Regions from separate parts of the Mus musculus genome. Here region 2 is linked to region 1. The links are chromatin loops, found by intact Hi-C in ENCODE. Cell type or tissue: gastrocnemius. All regions are shown on one strand. Each heading gives the region's core, and the rest is flanking DNA. Links, peaks and the distances in the headings are about the cores only. Region 1 overlaps Xdh (xanthine dehydrogenase). Region 2 overlaps Gm30983 (a long non-coding RNA gene).

Region 1 (2,916 bases), core at 133-2,632:
GACTGTTGGTGTGGTGAAAGCCGCCGTGTGGGATGGTGTGGGACTCTGCTCCATAAACGACTACTTCCGCCCACTGAAGTTTAAACTGAAGATAGTTTTTTTTTTCTGTGCCACAAGTATCTTCTTCCTATATTTTTTTCAGTCATTTATTTTTAGATTTTTTTTCTTATTTGGGCGAGTAAACCCAGGGACTCATGCATACAAGGCCAGAACTCAACCAGCTAAATTATATCCTCAGCCCCTCAGCTATTTAATAATGTGGCTATTATCTTACAGGCTCTATTAACCAAGCATGCTTTGGATTCAGCCACAATATACTTTATTGACTGATTTCTCGCAGATCTGCCCAGACTCAGGTTCAAAGCCCTAGTCCCTGGAGACCTTCTCTTACCACTCATTTGTGGATGTGTGGCGAGATCAGCTCTGATCTGCATTTAACTCGGTTGCTAAGATCTCAAATGTCAGCTTTGATATGGCCATCCATATGTGGTGGGGATCCCTGTGTCCACCTGCTTAGGGCTTTGTGCTTGTGAACATGGTATTTGAATTGGGATTTACAATCTAGGAGTTATCAAAGCACACTGTGGGATTTCAGGTATTCTATTCTTCTCAAACTATCTTCCATCCACAGAATCTCCGTACAGATATCGTCATGGATGTTGGTTCCAGCTTGAATCCTGCCATTGATATCGGACAGGTAAGGTGTATGGGAGATCAGGGTGGTAACAGAATAAATAGGCCAGCAATGTGCCCATCCCCACCCTGATAACTGAAGATCAACAGCTACACAACATGTCATTGTTTTTAAGCAGGCCAGAGCATAGTACTTGGGGAACCTCATTTTGAGTAAGAGTTAGGTTGATGATCATCCATCCAACTCTCAATGCAGAAAACAAATAAACATAGATTAACCTGGAAAGGGAAGCCACATGCCCCAGGCACCAGTATAGTGTGTGAGGAACCATTGGATGCTCACATGTAACACACACACACACACACACACTTGTACACACATATACACACACACAGAGGACAAAGGGGGAGGGAGTAAGAGAGGAGGGATAGAAGGAAGGGAGAGGAGGGAAGGGAGGGGAGTATTCGAGTACCTGGGAATAAGCACAGTGGGGAAGGGCAATAGAGACTGGTATTGATGCTTAAGCAGTAGGGTCTGAGCTCAGAAGAACTGGCTGCCTCCCCATTGCCCACTGACCCAGCGATTAGATAAACTACTCTCTAGGACGAAAATGGTAACAAGACTGGGGTGGTAGAGGGATCCGCCAAAAGGCGTGAGCTCAACCATGAGTAGGAAAAGAACTTCCCAAATGAAAACCATTTTTCTATGAATATCCCAAATATGGGATTCATAGAATAGGTCAAGCTGGAGAAGACGAGAGGGAGGAGTCACAATTTGAGACAGATGCATCTGGTAGAAAATATGAGTACACTTGGAAAATATACAAAAGGCTAATCTACTCTTTAGTCAACACACACACACACACACACACACACACACACACACACACACACACTCAGTTGGTCTGCTTGGGGAATGCCCTCTGTAGGCAGGCATTGCATCAAGTACTATGGATACAAAGATTATCAACAGTGCCCTCTTGTGTTTGTTCAGCTCTGGCAGTGCCACATATCACTCTTCTGAGTAGGGATGGGAGAACGGATGGGGACCAACATAGTGTAGTGGATGCTCTAGATCTGTAAGTCATAGCAGGACAGACAAGGGTGGGAACCCAATGAGGCTGGAGGTAAATTTCAAAGGATTGACTACTCCAGAAATGAAATCCCTCCCATGAGCTTGTGTCCTGGTGTTGGATCACTAGTGTCGAGACGGAGACAACATCTCCATCCGCACAGTGGCAGGTTTTAGTGAGAAATGGTATCTACCACTCTGCCGACACATTCTGAACAGAGGGATGCTCTGCTTGAGACCAAGTTCAGTGACAATCCAATAGGGAGGCCTTGGTCCTGTGGCAAGAGCCAGGTAGGAACTGGCCCCTTCCAGGTCCCACTCTAGGTCAGGTTTTACATCCATGGTAGTCATCAGTATCTGTCCTGGGGACTGGAGGGGAGGTGGTAACCATGATAACCTTCTGTCCTGCAGGTAGAAGGGGCATTTGTCCAGGGTCTTGGTCTTTTCACCATGGAGGAGCTGCACTACTCTCCCGAGGGGAGCCTGCACACTCGTGGCCCCAGTACCTACAAGATCCCTGCATTTGGCAGCATCCCCATTGAGTTCAGAGTATCCCTGCTCCGCGACTGCCCCAACAAGAGGGCCATCTATGCATCCAAGGTACGGTGGCTCTGTGCTGCCTTCTAAACTTTAGGAAGGGAGACCACTGCAGGGGAGAAGGAGTTTCAGTCACCTGCCTAGTGGGTCTGCCAGGGATCCCTCCAAAAGAAGGAAGGGGATTGGCACTGACCTTGGTAAGGCAGCAGAGCTGAGAACCAAAGGAATCGGGCTCAGGAGAACACATCTTGATCATATTGGCTGAAGCTGGCTCCTATAGGGAGCCTCAGAGAGATTTCTTAAGCAAATCCTATGGATCAAAGTCTGATCTATGCTGCTCTCTGTCATACAATCACGGTCCTTGATCCTCAGAGATGATTTCATAGATACGGCACCTCTATGTTCTTGTGAGAATATGCAATTTCGCTGCAGAGGAGGGGAGTGTCTTCCAATCCATCCTGTCATCCCCGCTGGTTATTGAGATCCAACCTTAAAGCCTTGCTAACAAGCCTGGGGAATTGTGCACAGAGAGCTTCCTTTATTCCTATCCACAAAAAGCACAGACCATGGTTAAGAATCAACCTAGCTTAGCAATGTAGTCCTGTGTCTCTGAGGAAGGAAAACCATAACTTGTATCTGATGAAACATTTTCTCAGGTCATGGTTCACTATCCT
Region 2 (2,916 bases), core at 205-2,704, 79 kb before region 1:
AGGATATTTCCCCCCTCCAAGTCTCTTGAAAATAGTTTCTTTGTGGCAAGAATTGCTTCTTACAAGGATGATGGGGGCAAGTTGTGGGAATCATGGTAGCAAGTGTTTCCCCCGCCTTTTGACTTCCAATCTACCATGAGAGACTGTAGCAGGATACAAATGCCTGCAAGGGACGTGCATCATTCAAGGCACTAGCCCTGCCCATAAGACCAAGCTAGGGAGTCTCCTCAGATACCCACAGCCATCACCTAACATCTGCCTAAATACTAGGGTGCTCCAGCAGAGGTTAAACCAGCTGCAAGACTCTTCTCCCCAGAGCTCTTTCTAGAACTAATTGTCTCTTTCTCAAGACAGCAAGAACATCATAATTAGGGAGCATGCTAAGGCACCCACTGGCCCTCACAGATCAGACAGTGCCACTTCTTGCTCCAGCCTGCCGTCACAGAGTCTGTTCTTAAGCTAGCCCGTCAACTTTGTGGGTGACTAATTCTCAGCTGGTGCCTGTACTGGGCCTTTCAGGACTCATGACAGCTGTCTATGAGGAGCTCCTGGTAGGAACACGAATAGCCTATCTGAGTTCTGTTTTTCCAGAATAGTGTCTACCCATCCTGTATACAATCCTCTCTTCATTCCCCTCCCACCCCCGTTCATTCCCCTTCTCATCCATGGATGGTAGCCAAAAGGAGGCAGAGCTGCAGGTCCTTAGTGAAGTAGAGGGAGGGTGCTGGGCATGTGAAACTGATGCTTTAAATTATAATATGCTAATTAGCTACTTGGTGGCGGTGATATCTGATTCCCTCGTCTTGTTCTTAGGCTCTGGGGAGCTGGACTTGAGGAGGGATGTACCAACTCATTCTACAAGTGTGAAAGTCACTGACAGATTTCATACCTTCTGTCCACAGGAGGGAACTTTTGTGTTCCTAGAGGGACAAGGGGAAGCAGAAGGGTTTTGGAAAGGGGAAGGGGTCACTCTCCTGCAGATACAGTAGCTCCTCCAGGCTGGGAAGTGGGAAGCGTTGTACTACTCTCTGAGGCTTTTGATGGAGATGGGTGGACCAGCCCTTGGTTTTAACCATTCTCAAAATGACCATTTTTTTTTCTCCCCACAAATGACTCACAAATTCTGGGGCAGACAATCTGGAATCATGCAACAAGAGACCAGTAGGCCACAGCAGTGGGCAAGGTCCCATCTGCTGCCTTCCTCATCCTCTAGCTGGACCAATTTCTCACATGTCCAGTTTTTATCCCTGTGCACATAATTTCTAGCCCACCCCATTTCCATTAGTGACTTCTGTTCCCAACCCCCTTTAGGAGTGTTCCACCAATCATCATTTGGATGGAGTCATGAACCCTGACTAACACCCACAGGGCCCAACCCTTTCTGGAAAGCGGTTTCTCTTAAACCAGCACTTCTGGTGAGTGAGTCTATTTTTAGTGGAACTCACTTCCTTGTCCCCAGATTCCTGTTGAGGGCAGTGGCTGCTTTGTTTTTGCAGCTCTGAGGGTTTCCTCCTCGATTCTTCCCCCTGGCTCAAATCCAGTGCTGGCTGCATCTCTGTACTGAGTTGTTGCCAGTGCCTCTGTGAGCCACTCAGTTATAAACACAAAGTATAATAATATAATTGCTTGAAAATATCACAGTGAAACCCATTTCTTTAAGAGAGAGAAAGAGAGAGAAGGAGAGAGAGAGAAAGAGAGAGAGAGAGAGAGAGAAGATGGTGACGAGGTGGAAGAGGAGGAGGAGGAGGGAGAGGAGGAGGCATTGTGGAGACATTTTAAAAGAGAAACTAGTGTTTTCAAAAATATAGGATTCTATCAAGCTCAGGCCTGAAGTGTGGGAAATAATAGTTCTTACTTTTCCTTTTAATTGTTACACAGACAATTAAAAATCATCATCATAACTCCACCCCTTGCCAACTTGATACAAAAACACATTACTCGAAGCCATAACCTTTAATTCCTTGTTCGTAAGCTATCTCATCGTAAAAAATGGAGTCCTACCGTGAGTGTTCCCATAGTCTTTAACAAGTATAACACTTTAAAAGTCCAAATCCTTTTATTTGAAATCCTATCACATCAAAATAATTTAAATACTTTCAACATATGATGGCACAGAATCAAGACTCTCATTCCAGAAGGGAAGAACAGGGTATAGCAAATGAACACTCATACCAAAGCAACTCCAAAATTTTGTAGGGAGAACAACAAATTTTGTGGCTTTGGTGATCAGTATCTGGGGCTAACAATAAAATCTCTCAGAACCCTAAGGGCCTGGGCAGCTTCACCCTTCCAGCTCTGCTCCCTATATCCGATGGATATTTTCTTTTAGGATTAAGTCAGCTCCACTCCGTACCTATAGTTCTCCTTGGTGGCCATTCCCCAGTCCTGGCATCTACAGTATTCTGGGGTCTTATTACAGCTTAGGCTTTGCAGTCACAGTTTCATGTGAGAGCCTTTGAGGCTCTTTTTTGGGGGGGGGGGATTCCAATCTTGTCAAAGTTTCCTGGCCTCAACTGTTCTTCAAGCAACACCTGACTTCTGTATTCTATGATTTACAAACCAGTACCAAGCGGCTAACTCTTACATTGCTTAATTCTGTTTTTACCTTGAGGTGTACCGCAGCCTCCTTGGATCTCGGAGACATCACTTTCTGTGTGGTGATCCTGAGGAAACACTTTCCTGTCCCCCCAGTGTAACATGAGAGGCTCCCCTACAATGGGACTGGATTTCTTAAAAAAAAAATAATAATTCTGCCTGTCTCTTTAGCATAAGTCCATACTGAGTCTTTCCCTACCAAAAACTGTTCTGCCCTCTTCAAGTTTAGATTTACTTAGATTTTTTTTCAGGACACAGACAGAATGGAAGCTAGATTCTTGGCTAACATTTTATAAAAATGGCTCCCATGTCAGTTCCTGA

What was found. Peaks named below come from ENCODE experiments on the same cell type or tissue, not always from the same donor. Only the 100,000 strongest peaks of a DNase experiment are listed, where the experiment ranks them.
Region 2: a loop joins it to region 1, with 2.0 times the contacts of the local background. A loop is called at or near these places in 3 of 42 quality-filtered maps.

Annotation. Positions count from the first base shown.
Region 1 is chr17:73,890,500-73,893,415 of GRCm38, reverse strand. Xdh (xanthine dehydrogenase) reads left to right here. Exons shown (of 36, transcript NM_011723.3): 33 at 632-697; 34 at 2,117-2,305. Among named protein-coding and RNA genes, the nearest start is that of Xdh, 58 kb to the left of the region's middle. In gastrocnemius, for the core only: a CTCF peak has its summit at 1,640 (motif pointing left); a DNase peak (open chromatin) is centred at 1,596.
Region 2 is chr17:73,969,090-73,972,005 of GRCm38, reverse strand. The region is part of intron 5 of Gm30983 (a long non-coding RNA gene); the gene reads left to right. Among named protein-coding and RNA genes, the nearest start is that of Gm30983, 13 kb to the left of the region's middle. In gastrocnemius, for the core only: a CTCF peak has its summit at 1,460; a DNase peak (open chromatin) is centred at 1,527; H3K27ac peaks cover 2,500 bases.